Linked DNA regions of Homo sapiens: regions 1 and 2 are each linked to region 3. The links are chromatin contacts, found by Hi-C or POLR2A ChIA-PET in ENCODE. All regions are on one chromosome and are shown on one strand. The core of a region is the stretch at or near the end of the contact, and the rest is flanking DNA. Distances in the headings are between cores, read along the strand shown.

Region 1 (3,379 bases), core at 463-2,962, 49 kb after region 3:
CAGCAAACTATCACAAGGACAGAAAACCAAACACTGCATGTTCTCACTCATAGGTGGGAATTGAACAATGAGAACACGTGGACATGGGGCGGGGAACATCACACACTGGGGCCTGTGGTGGGGGAAGGGATAGCATTAGGAGATATACCTAATGTAAATGACAAGTTAATGGGTGCAGCAAACCAACATGGCACATGTATACCTATGTAACAAACCTGCACGTTGTGCACATGTACCCTAGAACTTAAAGTATATATAAAAAAAACTTTCACATACCAAAAAATGGATTCAAAACCTCATCTCAGTCTGAAAAAACAAAAGTAAGCCTCAAGACCTAATTAAAAATATATATATGAAGCAAAGGAAACGCTTGAACACTGTTGGTAAATTAGTACAGCCATTGTGGAAAACTCTATAGAGGTTCCTCAAAAAAATAAAAATAGAACTACCATAGATCCAGCAATCACCCTTCTGGTGATTTAGCCAAAACATTTGAGATCAGTATGTGAAAGAGGTATCTGCACTCCCATGTTCACTGTGGCATTATTCACAATAGCCAAGATATAGTATCAACCTAAGCGTCCATCAACAGATGAACGGATAAGGGAAATGTGGTACATATATACAATGGAGTACTATTAGCTTTAAAAAGAAGGAAATTCTGCCATTTGCAGCCACACGGATGGAATTGAAGAACATTATGCTAAGTGAAATAAGCCAGGCACAGGAAGACAAATACCACATGTTCTCACTTACATGTGGAATCGAAAACAAGCAGATGGCTGGGCCTGGTGGCTGATGCCTGTAATCTCAGTACTTTGAGAGGCTGAGATGGGAGGAACGCTGGAGAGTTAGAGACCATCCCTGGCAACATAGTGATACCCCCATCTCAACAAAAGATAAAAAAAAAAATAGCCAGGTGTGGTGGCACAGGCCTGTGGGCCCAGCTACTCCGGAGGCTGAGTCGGGAGGATTGCTTGAGCCTGAAAGGTCGAAACTGCAGTGAGCCAGGGTCACGCCACTGCACTCTAGCCTGGGTGACAGAGTGAGACCTTATCTCAAAAAAAAAAAAAAAAAAAAAAAAAAAAAAAAAAAAAAAAAGGGAAAGGGAGAGGGGAAGGAGGGAGGGAAGGGAGCAGAGGATAGAATGGCAGTTACTAGAGCCAGGGGTTAGGGAAAATTGAAAGGCAATGGTCAAAGGGTACAGAGCCTCAATTAAAAGGAGGAGGAATTTTATTTTCCTTGGAGATATAGTGCACATCATAATAAAATAGTAAATAATAATGTATAGTACATTTTAACATCACTAAGAGTAAACTTCAAATGTTCTCACCACAAAAAAATGAAAAGTTTTGAGGTGATATGTTAATTAGCTTGATTTAATTTTTTCACATTGTATTCATGGATGAAAACAACTCTTTGTACTCCATAAACATATACAACTATAATTTATCAATCTACAATTAAAAACAGAAAGTCCAAAAATGGGTTCCTTAAGCGGGACGTGGAGATGAAAAGTACAACCTGTGCTTTTCTGAGGGGGCACATTTGGGCCGATCTCACGCATATGAGGCTCCCACCCACACAGAGCTGCCTTTCCAAGCCCACACTCAACAGCAACCCCCAGACTGTCCCCTGCTCTGTGTCCCACCCTCTACTGAGGCTGTGGCTGTCCTGCCCTCTGCCGGATGGTCAGCATTCACACACCATATTTCCTGGTTGACATTTCCCCTCTTTTTAACATTTCTGAATTCATGATGACTTTTACAATGGACGCGTATGTTAAGATGGTGGCATTTTTCCCTTCTGAAAAGCTGTTACTGCTCTGATGGTGCCTCTTACAATAACGGTAAAATCCAGAGCCTTAGACTCTAGAATATTCGGTAATCCCCGTGCCCAGCAGATCACGCTGTAGCGAATGACTCATTAAAACACACACACACATGAAAACAGGACACGAGCTTTTTTTCTTTTCATAAATACTGTGGTCTCCAACTGGTCTCCCCCTTTTGCAAATGTGCACAAATAACCACTAATAAACAAATTCCAAGCTCTATTGGGTAATTCCTCTTAAAAAGGAAAAAACTGGGGTAGTCTTGGTTTAAAGTCAGGAGTATTTTGGGTTAGAGTCACAGGAATTAGACTCATGAGTATTTTAGGGAGTGCTTTTTGCCTCCATCTGTAAAAGTATGGATTCTGCAATGAGGTCGGGTGGGGGAAATGACCCCAGCAAGGAGGAGGCTGGGCGATGTGGCTGGACGCAGCTTGCTTAACTTGCCGGCTGTCATTTGCCAGTGCCTGTTGACACCCATCATCTGGGTCCTCTTCACAGGAGCCCTGTACCCACTGTCCCTGTGTGGGAACTGAGTCTCTGGGAGTGAGGTGGCTTACCCATCACCACGCAGCACAGAGGTGTGCAGTCAGGACTTGAACGCAGGTGCATCTAATTCCACACACCCACAGAGATTCCCAGACAGAGGCACAGCGCCCAGGGTGCTTTAACTCAAGATGCAAATGAGCTTTCCTTAAGTTCTCCCCAGTAGACCCCCAGTGCAGAGTTCCCCTCCCTGCTACGCAGTGCTGCCATTTCCACGTTGAAGAGCAATCGCCGGGTGGAGGTTCATTCATGAAACGTTTGTTTCTACCTGTGCCCCCAAAGCTGCGCTGGAAATGGCCCCTTTAACAACAGAACCATCGGCAGGGCTCGCCCCTTTCTGGTGACTTCCAGATATTAAAACAGTGTGGTCACCTCCTGCCATGCTCACCTGGCAGCTCTCAGGAAGTCTTGTGGGGGCGGGGGGACTTACTTTCCAATACCTCGAGCCTTTCCATTGTGGGTGTGGGCCTTCGTGCCAGAACCCAGCCTGGGGCTCTGGGGAAAGGGTCCTGAACAGCCAATGTATTAACAGGGCTGGGGTGAGGCAGCCCGGGAGCAGAGCCCATCACTTCCCAGGCAATAGTGTAAACATCCCAACTCTCCCCATCTCCTCTTCTCTCCCTGAAGCGACTTCCACGTATACCCAGTGCTCCCAGCACGGGGTCCCTGTGATTCACAGCCTCCTGCCACTTCAATGAGCACGCTTTGAAAAGTGAGCCCTCATCCTTCCAGTCTTAATCAAGTGTGCTATGAGCAGGTGGAGGATGACTGCACCAAGCAGGCCATGGCTAAGTGGAGCCAAATATGGTGACTCTGATGGGTGGAATTGTGTTCCCAACTAAAATTCATGTGTTGAATCCTAACCCCGAGCGCTGCAGACTGCAATTTACTAATAAATAGGGTCTTTGCAGGCTGCACCAAGTTAAGATGAGGTCATTAGGGTGGGCCCTAATCTAATGAGACTGGTGTCCTTATAAAAAGGAGATGAGGGCCAGGCGCAGT
Region 2 (3,290 bases), core at 118-2,617, 39 kb before region 3:
GCAGGCAACCGGGCCCTTTAAGTGTGGCTAGTCCAGATTGGCATGTCCTGAGAGTGTAAAATCCACACTGGATTTCAAAGACTTTGTACCAAAATTTATATATGTATTTTTATATATAATAATATCTTAGATATTAGATATATATCAGATATATAGATAACATAATATATATTAGATATATGTATATCTAATATATCTAACATAATAGATAATATATACATTAGAATCTGTTTCTTTTCACTTTAAAAATATGGCTACCAGAAGCTTTGAAATGACACGTGGCTGGTATTTACAGCTCACGTTGTGTTTCTATAGGGTAGTGCCACTCAACAGACTGTCCAATATATATGACTTGTTTTAGGGGCCTGGTCCTGGGAGGCCAGGGTCCTCCTCTTTCCTTGATCCCAGGAGATCCTGCAGGGTCCTCGCCACCTAGCCCCCTTGGCCTTGGTGCACATACAACAAAATCCAGAACCCTGGAAGGCTCCTGTGCTCCCCTGCATCTTTGGATCTGCACACCCAGCCCTGTGCACACAGTCCCTCAAGCACATATAGCTCTTTTATGAAACTTGGGAACAGGACTTCCTGATTCAAGGTACTTTCCTGGTGTCCTCCAGAAAATCAACACAATAAACATGCAAATCTATGACAGCTACCGTGGGAATAATGTCTCGGATACAGCACCCTTGTCCAGTATGCAGCTTGCACAGCCGTATGTGGCAGCCCTGCCAGTATCTAGCTGCTCAATATTAGTTGGAGAGATAATTAAGGAAGAAATAATAGGGACTCCCACCCCCATGATGTTTCTGGGCTGAGGCTGCACCTCTTGTCCAATGAAAATGACAGTTTTTTTCAAGCAAGAGGCCACTTCTCAGGACTGTGGCCCTAGCCTCACTCACTGCCCACACGTGAAAACCACGTCAACGTAGCAGCACACCTCCAACATTCAGAAAGTTCATACAGCTACGGGCAGAAGGTAAACACCTACTGATGCTTCAAGCCCAGCCTAGGACCCTCTGCGAAGAATCTCCGTCTCTGCACTGCTGATGTCACAGAACAGCCCAGGGAGGGGTCGCTGGGCTAGTCTAACCTGAGCTGTTACCGTCTTGGTTGAGGGACCATTGCTTTGTTGGAGGATGGGTGCCGATACAGACTGGTGCAGTGTGCTGGCATGCTTTTATCAGAGAGTGCTGATACACATCTGCTTAGAATGATTAAAGTTTCTCATCTCGTCTGACTCATAGGGCAGCATCCACAGAAAAGCAGAGGATGAGATAAGCCGGGAGGGCTGGGAGTGTCCGACTTTCACAGCTCTGTTTTCACCTCACAATGTCCTGTTTGCTCTCAGTGAGTTTGTTGGTTGGTTATATAAACATGTAGATATTTACTCATCTGTGGCAGGGTGAGTTTAACCCTTTTCTTCCTTAGCTTCTCACATATAGCTTTTATTTGTGTTTCATTCATGTTTAGCGTTGATGATTTCTCTCATTTGACACTTTTCCATTACATGGAAATTTCAGTCCCCAGAAAAAATGTAAAAGAGGGTGTTTTGCTTGTTTGTGAATTCATCTTTCTTTTCTTTTAAAAGCATTTTCTATTTTCCCACATATGAGTTTGATTGCAACTAGAGAGCAACAGGAAGTGAGTGAGGGGCCAAGCTGAGAGCATCAAAACAATTCTCAGCCCCGTTTTCCAGAGCTCCTTGCAGTTCCTTTAACCAAATGGATGCTTTGCGGAGAGTTAGGTTATTTAGTACAGTAAACAATTTTTTTCTTTTCCTTTCAGCCACTTAATGTGGTATCATGAAAGGAAGATCAACTTCTTAATGAAAAAAAGCTGTGATGGAAGAGGAGGCTATAGCACATCAGGAGCGCTTCCAGGCTTACATAAGTAACATTCCTGCTGCATAAACATCTTGGCAAATCCGGAGACTAAATCCCATCCCACACCGCTGGCCTGAACCAAACACTGTATAATGTTTTAAAAAAGAAAAAGAATCCCGTTGATGGTAACAGTTTTCTTTCCAGAAACAAGTCATTAGTTTGGACAAAAAAATCCAATTGCATCTGCTGAGCTCCCCAAAGTTCTAGTGGAAATTATTATCTAGAGAAAAAGCAAGTGAGGAGTAAGAGTGGAGGATTGTGATCTCTTAAGAGTAAAACAGAAACGGCACTTAAACCCCATGATGTGCCTTTCAGCGCAAAATTGCAAACCCCAAATAATTAAACTATCCTAATTTGGCAAATGTCAACAAGAGAGTTCAAAAATAATCATCATAATTTTAATGCATTATTAACTCTACTAGAGATTTTAAACAAAATTAAACATTGATCTATTTACTTAACTCCTGAAATGACATGAAGTTGAAGCATACAGGCCGGGTGTGGCAGCTCATGGCCATAATCCCAGCATTTGGGAGGCCTTGGTGGGCGGGTCACCTGAGGTCAAGAGTTCGAGACCAGCTTGGCCAACATGGAGAAACCCCATCTCTACTAAAAATAGAAAAAAAAAAAAAATTAGCCAGGCGTGGTGGCAGGTGTCTCTAATCCCAGCTACTCTGGAGGCTGAGGCAGGAGAATCACTTGAACCCGGGGTAGGCGGAAACGTTGCAATGAGCTGAGATGGCACTGCTGCACTCCACCCTGGGTGACAGAGTCAGATTCCCGGTCAAAAAAAGAACATTCATTAAACATTTACTGTGGCCAGGGGCTGTGGCTCACTCCTGTAATCCTAGCACTTTGGGAGGCTGAAGCGGGCAGGTCACCTGAGGTCAGGAGTTCGAGACCAGCCTGGCCAACACGGTAAAACCCCGTCTCTACTAAAAATACAAAAACGAAATTAGCTGGGTGTGGTGGCAGGCACCTGTAATCCCAGCTACTCAGGAGGCTGAGGCAGGAAAATCACTTGAACCTGGGAGGCAGCGGTTGCAGTGAGCCAAGACTGAGCCACTGCATTCCAGTCTGGGCAACAGAGCGAGACTCTGTCTCAAAAAAAAAAAAGAAAGAAAGAAAAGTATGTACTTGGTGCTCTTTGGAGCCCCAGCTTTCCTGTAATACATACATAGGAATTCATATTAATATTTGTTCCCAAGAAAAGATGGGACTTACAGAGCACTATCTGTTTCATAACATATTCTCCATGACATTTTAATTCCAAGAAGTACTAACACCAAGTTGTGAGGAAAAACTATTCCTTCTTTCTAAGTGTTTGAGGCATAAAAGCAAAGTCATATTCCAATAAAACCAGTTTCCATGGTTCCTGAGCTACAAAGAATATTTGCATTTCTTTCT
Region 3 (3,175 bases), core at 619-3,118:
GGAGAAGAGGGGAATGAAGGCAATGTTCCATCAGGAAAGGAGCCTCAACTCAGAGGAGGAGAAGCAGCAAAAAGGAAGAGCAATAACCTTAGTTTTTTTTTTCCCTTAGGGAAAATTTTCAGATATGGCCCAGACGGGTTAAGTGACTTGCCCAAAGTTACACAGCTAAGAAGTTTTAGAGCTAGAATTTGAACCCAAGTATTTCTGGTAATGATGATTTCTTTCAGTTTCTTTTTTCTTTCACTATCTCAACAACTGATTAATGAATTAATGAAAAGGAGTCACCTGTTTGAAAAAAGTGTCTTTAGGGTCAGCTGCCTGAAAAATTCTGAATTCATGGGTTAGAATCACATGTTTGCTTTTGGCTTGGTTACCAATGGCTTTGTTTTCACAAACCAAATACACTCTCAAAGGACCCAAATTTGCTATCTTTAAGGATTTTCTGTATGACTAATCCTGCATGTATAATCCTGGAAGCCAGTTCCAAAGATTGGTTTTGAGAATGCTTTGGTGTTATCTCCTGAGTAATGAGTAATCTCTCAAGAAGTCCAAGTGCAAAAAGAAACACTCGCTTAGAGGCCAAATTCCAGGTATAGTCACTGGATCAAGGGACAAGATGGCGAGTTTGAAGCGGGGGCCTACCATCTACTGGCTCTCTCACACTTCTTAAAGGACCCATTGGCTGGTGTCAGGGAGGTCGGGGAAGGAAGTTAAGGAGAGCTGGAAACATCCCAGGCTTCTGTTTGCATTTCTTTGGCAAGGGGTTGCCACTTGTGTGGACAAGTATTATTAGGATGACCTACCTTGATTTAGCTAGTCAGGATAAATAAAAAACCTTCTTGGTTTTCATAAATACTGTGGCATTTTACAGTCATGACTCAGTGCTTCATCTGCAATCAAGATTCAGACACCAATGACCAATGGTTGGAAGTGATGATTCATTCAAACAGCACATTGATTTTGCAATAGACCGTGGAACTCTGTCCACATAAAACTCATTGTATTTCCCTGTCAGAACTCAGAGTCGTCAAGGCAACCTAGTCCTGCATGCCAACTCGTTCTGGTCCGTGTTCACGTTTTGTGCTCACGGTCCTGTTCCTGTCGGTTTGAGGAGTGGAAAGTTCCCTGACATCAGCACTGCTAGCTCGTCCTCTTCAGGGGCTGATACTGCAGCTGGCTGACTCTTGACAGCAGGTGGTTCTCCCCATTTGGGCAGGGCTTATGTTCTGCAAGGTTTATTAGGGCCAATTAGCTCCTCAGAAGGGTATTGCAAAAATAAAGTAAATTCAGGAGCTACCTCCCTTCAAATGGACACTGCTCTACCAACAAGCTATGGCACATCGAGGGCAGCGGCGTTAAATTCTCAGCCTTCAAGACACAGCCTGCAGCCCGCCCTCCTTTCCCCAGCAGCTCCTGGGAGCATCCCGGCCACGTGGACATGGCAGGCTGGGAAGACCCAACGATGGGGCACTATGCCATGTGTAAAGGGGATAACTAGCTTGGAATTACCCACTTACCGTATCCAATCTAACTTGGATAACTGTGAGAAATCGTATTCAACAATACTATTTACATATTGAAACTGTCTCAATAATTTGTAGATACTCATCTTTTCTGGAATGTTCATGAGTAATTTGTCTCAGTATCTCTATGTAACTGAGACAGAAAGCTTGGCTCTACCCATGAAAGAATTAGTCACTTACATAAATAAGGATACAAACGGCTTGAGGAAATAGATTCTGTGAGACTCAAAACAGGATTACCAAGAACTGAAATGTACACCGGTGAGGCACATCACGCCACACACACACACACACACACACACACACACACACAAGACCCATCTGCCCACCGCCCTGCTGGCACCAGCATAGCAACAATGAACAATGGTGTGGAATGCGTACAGCATGACAGCACTGACATTTCCTCTTCCCAGTTAACCAGCGTGGCACTGCTGCGGTTCATTCACTGGCAGCTCATTCATTTGTTCCTTAATGTGACCTGACTCCCCATTCATTCCCTCCCCACCCCAAACCCGTCACCAGGCTCTCTGGAACTCTCCTATCTCCTCCACCTCTTCTCTAAATCTTCCTTGTGCGGGAACCTGGCTGCCCCCTCCCCTGAGGGCCCCACTTCCCCTGCAGCCTCTCAAGGAGGGGAAGGGTTGCTGGTGTAAGAAAGTTGGGGGTGGGTTGGAAGCTGGGAGTGTCCCACGGCTGCTTCTACACCTCTCTATTCCTCCTGGCCACTGGCTTCCTCTCCCCGCTGCTGTGGTCCATCAACCTTCATTTCGGGGCAGACTTGAGCTGCTCATTGGCTTCGTCTCTTGTCACCACATGGCAGACTGTCTCTCTCAATGGCGAGCCAGGTCCTGACCTCCCCAGCGCCTGAGCTGTCCTCCTCCTCCCCGCCCCCAACACTCCCATGGTCTCACCCTGCTGTTGCCAGTAGCTTCCCCACATCCAAGGTCTCCATCTCCAGTATCCCCTCTGTGGCTGCCACACAGGGTCCTCCCAGCTCACCCACTCAATGTCCCCATGGCTGCAATCCACTTTCTCCCCAGTCCTCCCATCCCCACCCTCAGCACCTTCTCCCTCCCTTTCTTTACACCCTCCTCCATCATCGTAACCCTTACCTCCCTCCCCACCCTGGCACTGTGAGTACTACACCCCCATGACTGACCTCCCCACCCTGGCACTGTGAGTACTATACCCCCATGACTGACCTGCCCACCCTGGCACTGTGAGTACTACACCCCCATGACTGACCTGCCCACCCTGGCACTGTGAGTACTATACCCCCATGACTGACCTGCCCACCCTGGCACTGTGAGTACTACACCCCCATGACTGACCTGCCCACCCTGGCACTGTGAGTACTATACCCCCATGACTGACCTGCCCACCCTGGCACTGTGAGTACTACACCCCCATGACTGACCTGCCCACCCTGGCACTGTGAGTACTATACCCCCATGACTGACCTGCCCACCCTGGCACTGTGAGTACTATACCCCCATGACTGACCTGCCCACCCTGGCACTGTGAGTACTATACCCCCATGACTGACCTGCCCACCCTGGCACTGTGAGTACTACACCCCCATGACTGACCTGCCCACCCTGGCACTGTGAGTACTACACCCCCATGACTGACCTGCCCACCCTGGCACTGTG

Evidence for each region. A loop is a pair of places that touch in the nucleus more often than their neighbours do. ChIA-PET counts read pairs that join two places held with the same protein, here RNA polymerase II (POLR2A). Pooled maps may share reads with other maps.
Region 1: a map of PC-3 shows a loop between it and region 3 (17-fold over the local background). The contact joins two enhancer-like sites. A Hi-C loop is called at or near these places in 9 of 168 maps with a recorded cell type or tissue (Caco-2, Calu3, PC-3 and 6 more) and 3 of 50 pooled maps. POLR2A ChIA-PET finds 5 or more read pairs at or near these places in 5 of 52 experiments (A549, AG04449, MCF 10A and 2 more).
Region 2: a map of PC-9 shows a loop between it and region 3 (5-fold over the local background). The contact joins two enhancer-like sites. A Hi-C loop is called at or near these places in 6 of 168 maps with a recorded cell type or tissue (IMR-90, PC-3, PC-9 and 3 more), 1 of 37 single-sample maps with no recorded cell type and 4 of 50 pooled maps. POLR2A ChIA-PET finds 5 or more read pairs at or near these places in 11 of 52 experiments (A549, AG04449, AG04450 and 8 more).

Annotation. Positions count from the first base shown.
Region 1 is chr15:100,670,469-100,673,847 of GRCh38, reverse strand. No RefSeq gene overlaps it. Among named protein-coding and RNA genes, the nearest start is that of ASB7, 70 kb to the right of the region's middle. Within about 2 kb of position 1,712, at least 2 of the 41 ENCODE cell types and tissues checked have a DNase peak (open chromatin) inside an H3K27ac peak, as active enhancers do; they include Panc1, where a contact is called at or near this core.
Region 2 is chr15:100,757,868-100,761,157 of GRCh38, reverse strand. The region is part of intron 2 of LOC105371024 (a long non-coding RNA gene); the gene reads right to left. Among named protein-coding and RNA genes, the nearest start is that of GCAWKR, 90 kb to the left of the region's middle. Within about 2 kb of position 1,367, at least 8 of the 41 ENCODE cell types and tissues checked have a DNase peak (open chromatin) inside an H3K27ac peak, as active enhancers do; they include PC-3, PC-9, Panc1 and 1 more, where a contact is called at or near this core.
Region 3 is chr15:100,719,809-100,722,983 of GRCh38, reverse strand. All of the region lies in intron 1 of LOC105371024 (a long non-coding RNA gene), which reads right to left. Among named protein-coding and RNA genes, the nearest start is that of ASB7, 120 kb to the right of the region's middle. RefSeq lists an enhancer at 1-1,185. Within about 2 kb of position 1,868, at least 28 of the 41 ENCODE cell types and tissues checked have a DNase peak (open chromatin) inside an H3K27ac peak, as active enhancers do; they include PC-3, PC-9, Panc1 and 1 more, where a contact is called at or near this core.